Regions from separate parts of the Homo sapiens genome. Here region 1 is linked to region 2. Evidence: chromatin contacts called from ENCODE Hi-C or POLR2A ChIA-PET data. All regions are on one chromosome and are shown on one strand. Each heading gives the region's core, a stretch centred on a gene start or an enhancer-like site at or near the end of the contact. The rest is flanking DNA. Distances are from core to core; before and after follow the strand shown.

Evidence for each region. A loop is a pair of places that touch in the nucleus more often than their neighbours do. ChIA-PET counts read pairs that join two places held with the same protein, here RNA polymerase II (POLR2A). Pooled maps may share reads with other maps.
Region 1: a loop to region 2 is called in a pooled map, with 12 times the contacts of the local background. The contact joins the promoter of RAB10 here to the enhancer-like site in region 2. A Hi-C loop is called at or near these places in 1 of 37 single-sample maps with no recorded cell type and 6 of 50 pooled maps. POLR2A ChIA-PET finds 5 or more read pairs at or near these places in 1 of 52 experiments (GM10248).

What each region holds. Positions count from the first base shown.
Region 1 is chr2:26,031,240-26,036,633 of GRCh38, reverse strand. It overlaps RAB10 (RAB10, member RAS oncogene family), which reads right to left and starts at 2,550. Exons shown (of 6, transcript NM_016131.5): 1 at 1,899-2,550. The coding sequence starts at 2,025. It overlaps LOC124907743 (a long non-coding RNA gene), which reads left to right and starts at 2,885. Exons shown (of 2, transcript XR_007086249.1): 1 at 2,885-2,956; 2 at 3,973-4,223. RefSeq lists an enhancer at 2,295-2,344 and a silencer at 2,655-2,884.
Region 2 is chr2:25,212,728-25,217,857 of GRCh38, reverse strand. No RefSeq gene overlaps it. Among named protein-coding and RNA genes, the nearest start is that of LINC01381, 11 kb to the right of the region's middle. RefSeq lists an enhancer at 947-1,464 and a silencer at 1,558-1,897. Within about 2 kb of position 1,702, at least 23 of the 41 ENCODE cell types and tissues checked have a DNase peak (open chromatin) inside an H3K27ac peak, as active enhancers do.

The DNA of each region.
Region 1 (5,394 bases), core at 1,301-3,800, 820 kb before region 2:
AGGCTGGAGTGCAGTGGCACAATCTCAGCTCACTGCAACCTCCGCCTCCCAGGTTCAAGTGATTCTCCTGCCTCAGCCTCCTGAGTAGCTGGGACTACAGGTGCCTGCCACTACGCCCAGCTAATTTTTGTATTTTTAGTAAAAACGGGGTTTCACCATATTGGCCAAACTGGTCTTGACCTCCCGACCTTGTGATCCGCCCGCCAAGGCCTCCCAAAGTGCTGGGATTACAGGCATGAGCCACCGCGCCCGGCCCAGACTTCATTTTAGGTATCATCTCCACGTAAGCCTACTCAAACTCCTCACGATTTAGACTAGCCACTCTTCCTCCCTGTGCTTACTATTGTAGCATCTTCCACACTATTATGATTATCTCACCGGAATGCTCCTCAAGGGGTCTGTTGTGTTCATCATTTATTCCCAGTGCCTAAAAACAGTGCCCAGCATTAGGTGCTCAATAAATATTTGCTGACCCATCTGATCACCTAACCCTAGCCAGCTACAGCTAAAAGTGGAGTGTTAAAAGCAAACAGTGCTAGGGAAGTGCTAGCGCTAAGTGCTAGTATTCTCTAACCCACAAGTTAGAGAACAAGCTCTAAGTTTCATGAAATTTATGACAGACCAAGAAAACAGTATGATACTCTGGAAATAAGGATTATGATAATTTGCCTCCCAAAAAAGGTAAGCAAAATAAAAATCTATTTAAAAAATCACTTGTCCAATTTAATTTCAGTATAATTTCTTTTGTGAGAATGAAGCAGGTATTTGTCACAAAAGAAAACCCAAACCAAATATTTCAGTTACGCTATACAAACTGTTTCAAATCAGCTTAATTTTGACAATTCCCAGAGTTCAAAGACGACTGCCGTTGCTTTTTAAAAGCCTCTCAATATAAAAGTACATTTAAAAATGGGTTCAACTGCACCGCCACAATGCTGAGAGCCATGTGTCTTTTAAGAAATTTATTGCGGAGCGGATGGGTTTCACAATTAATATAGCACAATTAGCGTCAATGCCACTTAAATTTTCTAACCAGATTCAAAAGGGACTTTCCTAGAGCCTTCCCTTTTCCTTTCCTAAACGGGAAATTCGATTAAAAAGGTCACTCTTTAGCTCTTACTTCCACACTAAGTAATTCTGAAACATGGTGAAAGTGCATTATAAGTCCATAGGGCTATGACTGGCAAAATACTTTCCTGTAAATACTAGAGTCAAATAAAATAGAAGAGAGAGCTTGACTTCACTCCGTTGGGTTTGAGGACAGAAACTGATCATCTCCCTCAGATTACTGCTTCTGTTGATGTCTCGAAAAGCACTGAGGCAAATATGCCAGAGTCCCACCCCAAGCGCGAAGAGCCTCCGATTGTTTGACACATCAATGGATTAGTGAATGAGGGCAACTCACTCTTCCCTTCTAATTTACCTTAATTATTCTTCTCAGAAACCCTCAAGTTTACTCTAAGTTATCACCATATGGAATCTTTTCTTTGCCCCAAAGTATAAATTCAGGCCTTTCCCAAATAGCTAGTACTGCTTCAATCGCAACCACTGAAATAAATACCTTAAAAATATCACACATCTACTAATTCCACGCAAATGTGGAAAAAGCCAGTCCAGTCGCCTGAAGAAATAAGGTTCTGGAACATGGTTAAATGATGCATATTTTGTAACAGAAGGCACTGAGCATAGTGGGAGACTCGAAAGCAAAAGACCGGATGGAAATCATGGGAAGACCCCGCCCCAGTAAGCTCGATGCCGATTCAAACAGTAACTTGGATGTGTCGTTTGGAATCGGAATCACTGAAACAAAGGCGTATATTACGGGAAGCAAGATGTCTGGAGTAAAATAAACGGTATGCAGCTACCGAGACCGTACACCGTCCTCCCACAGGTCTTACCTATGGTGGAAATAAAGGTAGTATTGAAGGCATCATCCGAAAAACGAAAAAGGACGCAGGTCTTCCCCACTCCGGAATCCCCGATCAGGAGCAGCTTGAAAAGCAGGTCGTACGTCTTCTTCGCCATTGGGAGGAGCGGCTCGGGCTCTCGCCGCCGGCGGCCCCAAGGGATCGGTCCCTCTCACTACGGCCAACTCCTCACTCGGGCGTTCTCAGGCCGGAGGACCGGGGAAGCGTGGGAAAAAGGCTCGAGACGGCGCGGGCGACCTACGAACAGCTTTGAGGAAGCCCCGACAGTGGCGGCGTCCAGTGCCTCCGAGGGCGGCGACCGCGGCTCCGCAGCCTCTCCCAGCCCGTCCGCCCGGTTCCGGGGAGTCGGTCGGGACAAAATGGCCTCCCCTCCCCCCTCAGGGCTTCTCGGCCGGGACGCTCCCACGGGCGAGCAAGCCTGCTCTGCCGTCGAGGAGGCGCAGCGGGCGTGAGGACAGTCTCTCTCCCGAGCGGAAACTCCCTGCTAGCACGCGGCGAGGGCAGCGAAGAAGGACCCCTAAGTCGACGAGCTCAGTTACATAGCCCCAGGAAACCGAGCCACCCCGGCCAGAGCCACCTTTTCCCCGTGCCCTCTCACGCCGGCGTGCGCGCTGCCTGAGACGCACGCAAGGGCGTACGCCCGCCCTTCCCTCACGCCCTAGCCTTGCGGTCCGCCTCTGCGCACGCGCACAAGAGGGCATGGGGGCGCGCCGAAGTGGCGAGTGGAATGCTCCTGTCTCCAAGCCTCAGTCTGAGGCTGGACCCAGAGGGGAGAAGGGAGGGGCGAGAAAGGGCGAGGCCGCGGGCGCGCTCCCTGTGGCCGCCTGATAGGGTGCGCGGCGTTACGAGCACGCCCCGGGGGAGACGCTACCTAGCGACTGCGCAGGCGCAGCGCCCCCCCTCCGACCCCCGCCTCCCGCCTCCCGCTCCCCGCTCCCCGGGACACCCTTACAGAGCCCAGCACCTCCTTCCCCTCCCGGGGTCTCCCGCTGGACTGCGCTGCGGTTTCTCTGCACAGCGCTTGTCGGGTGTGTTGAGCTGGAGGTCTTGGCGCAGCGACGGGCTTGGGTGGCCATGTGTTCCCGTGTAGGTGGAGCTCGTAAACGCGAGAAAAAGCCGCGCCCTGGGTCATTTAATAGCCTCTTTGCTAGAACGAGACGCCTCCCGGCGTGCCCCCTCTCCAGGGCCAGCCCTGACGGGGAAACATGAGCGCTCCATCCGGATTGACTTCAAGAGCAAGAGTTTGAGATGGAAAAGCTGGCCACGCCGCTCGGGTTGGGATGAGGTAATCCTCACAACCTCTTCCTGGGCGAGGAGAGGAAGGTTGAGGAACACCTGGGCGCAGGAAGAACCTCCCTGCGAAGTGGAGGGTTCTGTGCGGTGCTCAGAGAACCTGCTTCAGGCCTTTGCCGTCCTTCAGGAATCCGGGAGAACCCGAGAGCGCTCTGCAGAGGAGGTGGGGCCTCTGCCTGCCGCCAGCGTCGTACCACTGGGTTGAAAATTGAAAGGTGGTCAAGCCTACTCCCAGTCCGACACAGCCTGCTTCCTCGCATTTTCTTTTTCTTTTTTTCTTTTCTTTCTTTTTTTTTTTTTTTTTTTTGAGATGGAGTTTCGCTCGTTTCCTCGCATTTTCTTTTTCTTTTTTTCTTTTCTTTCTTTTTTTTTTTTTTTTTGAGATGGAGTTTCGCTCTTGTTGCCCAGGCTAGAGTGCAATGGCACAATCTCTGCTCACTGCAACCTCCACCACCTGGGTTCAAGTGATTCTCCTGCCTCGGCCTCCCAAGTAGCTGGGATTACAGGCATGTGCTACCACGCCCGGCTAATTTTTTGTATTTAGTAGAGACGGGGTTTCACCCTGTTAGTCAGGCTGGTGTCGAACACCTGACAGGTGACCCGCCCGCCCCGGCCTCCCAAAGTGCTGGGATTACAGGCGTTAGCCCCCGCGCCCGGGCCCTCGCATTTTCTTTGCATTTGCTTTACCTTCTGTTCTCTCTCCCCATCAGTCCTGTTTACGCCACCCTTTTTCTCTCCTACCCTTCTGTAGTTGCAGTATGCATGCTGCTGACCTTCCATTCTCAGGGACATCCATCCCTCAAAGCACACCTAGGTGTGATGGCACAGGAGTTGAACCTGGTGAGCTGGTTCAACCTGATAAAGTGGAAAACGCTGAAGTATGTGGAAAACAAGAAACAGGGATAGAGAAGTAAAAACTACATTTTCACACACACCACCCCAAGATCGCCAAATCACCAAAATGTGTATTTGATATGTAATTAAAGTTAGACTTTCAGGCAATTCCGTCTTACATTTCTGTCTTATATTTCTGTCTTACATTTTTCCTTTCTTCTCAACCACCCCTAAAGCGTCCTTACCGAAGATACTTGTCTTCACTAATACAGCTTTCTCTTCAGTTGTTTTCTCCAATTGCTCCTAGTCTTGTCACTTAAACATTTTTTTTTTTTGAGACAGACTCTCACTCTACCACCCATGCTGGAGTGCAGTGGCACAATCTCGGCTTACTGCAGCCCTTCCGGGTTCAAGTGATTCTCCTGCCTCAGCCTCCTTAGTAGCTGGGATTACAGGCGTGTGCCACCAAGCCTGGCTAATTTTTATATTTTTAGTAGAGACGGGGTTTCACCATGTTGGCCAGGCTGGTCTTGAACTCCTGACCTCAGATGATCCATCCGCCTCAGCCTCCCAAAGTGCTGGGATTACAGGTGAGAGCCACTGCGCCTGGCCTCACTTAAACCTTCTTATCCTCTATGAATCATTCTGACTGTAGTCGGGAATGCCTTATGATAATAACAATTCTAAAATAGACTAGCTATGCAAATCACAAAGTGAGTGATGGTCAGTGCAGCACAGGTGTGTCGTCAATTCAGCGTCAGAAGGAAAATCTTGTTACCTTGATTATTCCTTTCAAAATAAGTTAGATTAACTCAAGCCTCAATGTTACAAAGTATTTTAAAAGTCTTGAAAGTTTTTAAGCTGGGCACAGTGACTGAACCTGTAGTCCCAGCTATTCAGGAGGCTGAGGAGGGAGGATTGCTTGACCCCAGGAGATTGAGACCAGCCTGGACAACAGAGTGGACTCCATCTGTGAAAAAATGAAGTGTTAAAGGTTTTGTTTGTTTTTAAGACAGGGTCTTGCTTGTTTCCCACACTGGAGTGTGGAGGCCTCACTGCAACCTCAAACTCCTGGCCTCAAGCGATCCTCCCACCTTGGCTTCCTAAGGTGCTGGGATTACAGGTGTGAGCCAACAGGCCCAGCCAAGACTTTTTCCTGTAGAAGGCCTAATTTGGGCCGGGCCTAGTGGCTCTCACCTGTAATCCCAGCACTTTGGGAGACCGAGGTGGGTGGATCGTTTGAGGTCAAGAGATCGAGACCATCTTGGCCAACATGGTGAGACCCCATCTCTACTAAAAATACATTAATTAGCTGAGCATGGTGGCATGCACCTGTAGT
Region 2 (5,130 bases), core at 453-2,952:
ATCACTAAATATTCTTGGAAAATATCACTTATGTATGTATTTATTTATTATTTAGAGATGGGGTCTTACTCTGTCACCCAGACAGGACTGCAGCAACATGATCACAGCTCACTAAAGCCTGGAACTCCTAGGCTCAAGTGATCCTCCCACATCTGCCTCCCAAGTAGCTGGGACTACAGGGATGCCATACGCCTAGTTAATTTTTTTTTTTTTTTTTTTTTTTTTTTTTTGTAGCGATGGTGTTTCACTGTGTTACCTAGGCTGTTCCCAGAAAACACCTTTTTTTTTTTTTTTTTTTTTTGAGTCAGAATCTCACTCTTGTCGCCCAGGCTGGAGTGCAATGGCTCGATCTCGGCTCGCTGCAACCTCCGCCTGCCGGGTTCAAGCGATTCTCCTACTTCAGCCTCCTGAGTAGCTGGGATTACAGCCGTCGGCCACCATGCCCAACTAATTTTTGTATTTTTAGTTGAGACGGAGTTTCACCATGTTAGCCAGGCTGGTCTCGAACTCCTGACCTCAAGTGATCCACTCGCCTTGGCCTCCCAAAGTGCTAGGATTACAGGCGTGAGCCACCATGCCCGGCCGAAAACACCATTTTTTAATGACTGCATACTACTTCACCCAGAAATATTCCATGATTTATTTAATCCATTTCCTTATCCTGGACAGTTCCAGTATTACCTTTTCCTTGGAAGGTGCAATTATCTTTTTTTTTTCTATTTATTATTTATTTACTTATTTAGAAACGGTCTTTCTCTGTCGCCCAGGCTGGAGTGCAGTGGCGCGATCTCGGCTCATTGCAGTCTCCACCTCCCAGGCTCAGGCGATCCTCCCGCCTAAGCCTCCTTAGTAGCTGGGACCACAGATGCGCGTCACCACGCCCGGGTAATTAAAAAATTTTTTAAAAAATAGGCCGGGCGCGGTGGCTCATGCCTGTAATCCCATCACTTTGGGAGGCCGAGGCGGGCGGATGACCTGAGGTCGGGAGTTCGAGATGAGCCTGACCAACATGGAGAAACCCCGTCTCTACTAAAAATACAAAATTAGTTGGGCATTGTGGCGCATGCCTGTAATCCCAGCTACTCAGGAGGCTGAGGCAGGAGAATCGCTTGAATCTGGGAGGCGGAGGTTGCGGTGAGCCGAGATCGCGCCATTGCACCGCAGCCTGGGCAACAAGATTGAAACTCCGTCTCAAAAAAAATACAAAATAAAAATAAATAAAGATAAAAATTTATTTTAAGAGATGGAGGTCTCCATGTTGGTCAGGCTGGTCTCGAACTCCCAGGCTCAAGCCATCCTCCCTCCTCGTCCTCCAAAAGTGCTGGGATTACAGGCGCGAGCCACCGCGCCCGCCGGCGCAATTATCACCGATGCTGCATTGAGTGAGCATTATAGCGTGTTCCTTCACTCATCGAAATACCTTTACATACATTTTTGTAAAAAACAAAAACGACCCCGCCCCGCAGACTCAGGAGAAAAGCAGCCAGGAGCGGTGGGTGGGAGGGTGCTGCGAGCTGGGGCTCCGCAGCGTAGCTGGGTGCGGGTCCTGAACCGGCGCAGGGGCCTTTCGACGGGCGCCGGGCACTCCGGCTGGCGGCGCGCTGGGCCTGGGGCCCGCAGGTCCCAGGCGCCCCGCCCCAACGCATGCGCGCGCACTGCCCTTCCCGAGCCGGGCCCCCCGAGCGCGTGGCCGCGGTTTCCTCCCCAGCTGCCCGCGGGGGCTTCCGGGGGTACAGGAAGGTCCCGCCCCGCTCGGGCGGGGCCAGCGCACCGACGTGGCGCCCTCCGCGGCTCTGCTCGCCGGGGTGGCGCGGTGACCTGCACACCCCCCTGCCTGCAAGCTGCGCGCGGTCGAGCCGGGCCGTTCTGCTGGGCGCCCGGACCTTGTCGTTTTTTAGGATAAATGCCTCGGGCGTATTTCGGGTCGAGGGCTCGGGTCCCATATTACTAAATTTGCCCCAGAAAGGCTGAGCGCCCCCCTCCGTGCCGAGCCAGAGGGCGACTGCTGGAAGGGCTCACCTTTACCTGGAGTCCCTTGGGTGTCTCTTGGCGTTCTCAGAGGAAGAACTTTTGGATGAAGTCGCGTGTGTTGGTGGGGATGGGACTCGGGTGGTCGCCAGGAGCAGGAGTCTAGTGATGAGGGGTCCCAGAGGGTTTGGGTGGCAACCTCCGGTAACCTTTGGCGCTAGGAAGTTTTTGTTGTTGTTGAACTACTGTAGTAGGAGCGTAATCAATAAGTAGTAGGAGCATAATCAATGCTGTATATGCTGGTGTTGGTGGTGGTGCTGGGTTGGGATGTATACAGGGTCATCCTGGCCCACAGCCTCCTCCCAGGGCAGACTGAAGCTGCAAGGGCCTATTATTTGTGCATTTTTCTCCATGTAAGTCCTCAGCACTGCATCTCTAGCTTCACTGAGTTAGAGGGGCCTGGAGGAGCCTCCCCTGGGTTTGCAGCCTCAAGGGGCTCTGGTAGGATCCCTCGCTGGAGGTGGAGAAGCGGATATGAGAATAGGAGGGATTGTACACCCTGCCTTGCTGCCGAGGAGGGGCGTTTCCTTCTCTTCTTGGGTAGGCTTGGCAAAGATCAAGGTCATTTTTGGCTGTGCTGGGGAGGAGGGCAGGCGGTGGGTCACCCTTTTTGAGTGCTCAAGGCGTTAATAGGTCTCCAGAAGAAGCAGGCCTCCTGCTCTGAGCCAGATTCCACCGTTCCCCTCCTGAATCAAATCCGTGGCCAGCCTGGGTGGGAAGCAGGGTGGGCTGCTGTCCTTGCGGACCAGGCTGTGAGGCTGCTGTGTCCAGACAGGGGGTTGGCCTCATTTCCTGCAGTTCTGAGGAGCTAGTGACACCTGCGGACCTGGATGAAGTCCATCTGGGCTCCTTGAACCCATTAAGGATGGCTAATGAAGAGAGCCCTGGGCTCACCTGCACTTAACTGGCTCTGTGATTCCCCCTTAATGGGCCAGTCACTTGACCTCTCTGAGTTGTGGTGTATTCACCTGCAGTGGGTGAACATTCTGCCTTAACCAACTTCTCAAAGAGTGGCTGTGGGAAGGCACATAAGGCAGTGCTTATAGAAGGCCCTGGTGCGGCCGGGCGCAGTGTAATCCAAACACTTGGAGGCTGAGGCACGTGGGTCACTTGAGGTCAGGAGTTCGAGACCAGCCTGGCCAACATGGTGAAACCCCGTCTCTGCTAAAAATACAAAAAATTAGTAGAGCATGGTGGCGCACAACTGTAATCCGATTTACTCAGGAGGCTGAGACAGCAGAATCGCTTGAACCTGGGAGGCAGAGGTTGCAGTGAGCCGAGATCGCACCACTGCACTCCAGCCTGGGCAACAGAGTGAGGCTCTGTCTAAAAAAAAAGAAGAAGAAGCCGCTGGTAGCTGAGAGCCTACTCCAGTGGCCAATCTGTCCTCTCTCAGGGACTGGCCTCCCCTAGATTATGAATGCGAGGCCAGAGACTTAGAAATTATTTCTCTTTGTCTCCCTCTGTACATGTTCTTACCTAATTACTCATCACACTTGTCCACTGAATTTAAAAAATTAGAAATTAAAGAAAGGCATAAAGAAGAAAATAAAATACTGAACCACCTGGTGGCTACATGAGTATGTTATCGAAACTCAACTAATATAGGTACAGATTATTGTATGCAAAGTATAGGTCAATAAAATTTTTATTTTAAAAGTTTATTTTAAAAATCCCACCACTACTGACATTTTAGAATATTTACTTCTCAATTTTGTTTTTTTTGGGGGTTTGGAGTCTCCCTCTGTCGCCCAGGCTGGAATGTAGTGGCACGATCTTGGCTCACTGCAACCTCCACCTCCCAGGTTCAAGCAATTCTCCTGCCTCAGCCTCCCGAGTAGCTGGGATTACAGGCGCACGCTACCACACCCGGCTAACTTTTTGTATTTTTAGTAGAGATGGGAGTTTCACCATGTTGGTCAGGCTGGTCTCAAACTCCTGACCTGAGGTGATCTGCCTGCCTTCGCCTCCCAAAGTGCTGGGATTACAGGCGTGAGCCACCGCGCCCGGCCTACTTCTTGATTTCTTATATATAGCATACATTATATTATAGATACATGGGTAAATATATATGTGTATATACATATAAATGTATATGTCTATAAATGTAACATTTATATAGAAGGTAAATGTATATACAATGTAGATGTATATATACATGTAGATGTATATAAACATACATATGTAAGTCTGTGTGTATATATACACATATGCATACACACACAAACACATTTAGAGTTTGTTTTGTAAATAAAAATGGATCAAGATGTGCCATTCTTTGTGAGCTGGGGCTTCTGTAGATGTGGCTGGCTGGCATCTCCACCTTCAGAAGGCCTTATGCACTCCTCACTATGGAGCTGGGCTGGGCCCGCTGGACCCCGAGCCATGCCACGGTGCTTCTTGAACTGGAGTCACTCGGGGTGGGGAGGCAGCCTGCCCCACAAAAGCAGCACCCCCTGGACTTAGCCACGCCTCTCTAGTCAGCCCCTCTGGAAGGGCCTCTCAGGCCCTGGGGATCCTAGGCAGAGGACGCTCTAGGCCTGTGGACAAGCCTGGGAAAGAAGCCAATAAAGGAGCAATTTCGAAGTGAGAACGTCCAGAAACGTGCTGATGGCCTAGGTGGGAGGAAGGCCCAGTTGGAGGAGGAGAGGGAGGGCAGTGGCATGGGTTAGGGTCAGGAGATGTGTCAGGCGGAACACAGAATCCTGTCTGGCTGATAAAATGGGGCTTGGCAGAGCTTGGAATAGATAGGGAGGGTTAAGAGCTGCGAGGCGGAAGATGCTTGAGGTGGGATTGATGAGAGGAAAAGGGTCCCAAGAACTGCCATCTGGATTTCTGTATAGCTGAAGGCCATATGCAAAGGTCTGGCTGCGTAGAATGGGCTATCTACATCCAAAGGGCAGAGAGAGGGGCCCCTCAAATGCTGGATGGAGCAGCAGGAGCTGCCTTCATTTCCAGCATGAAATTGGGCTGCTGTCACCATGACAGAAACTTTCTGATCAGCTCGTCCTCCACCCCTTGAACCCCAGCAGTCGAATCATACTGTGCTTGTCATGGTGACATATTACGGGACCAAGTGCGTAACAGAAAGTAAATGGACTC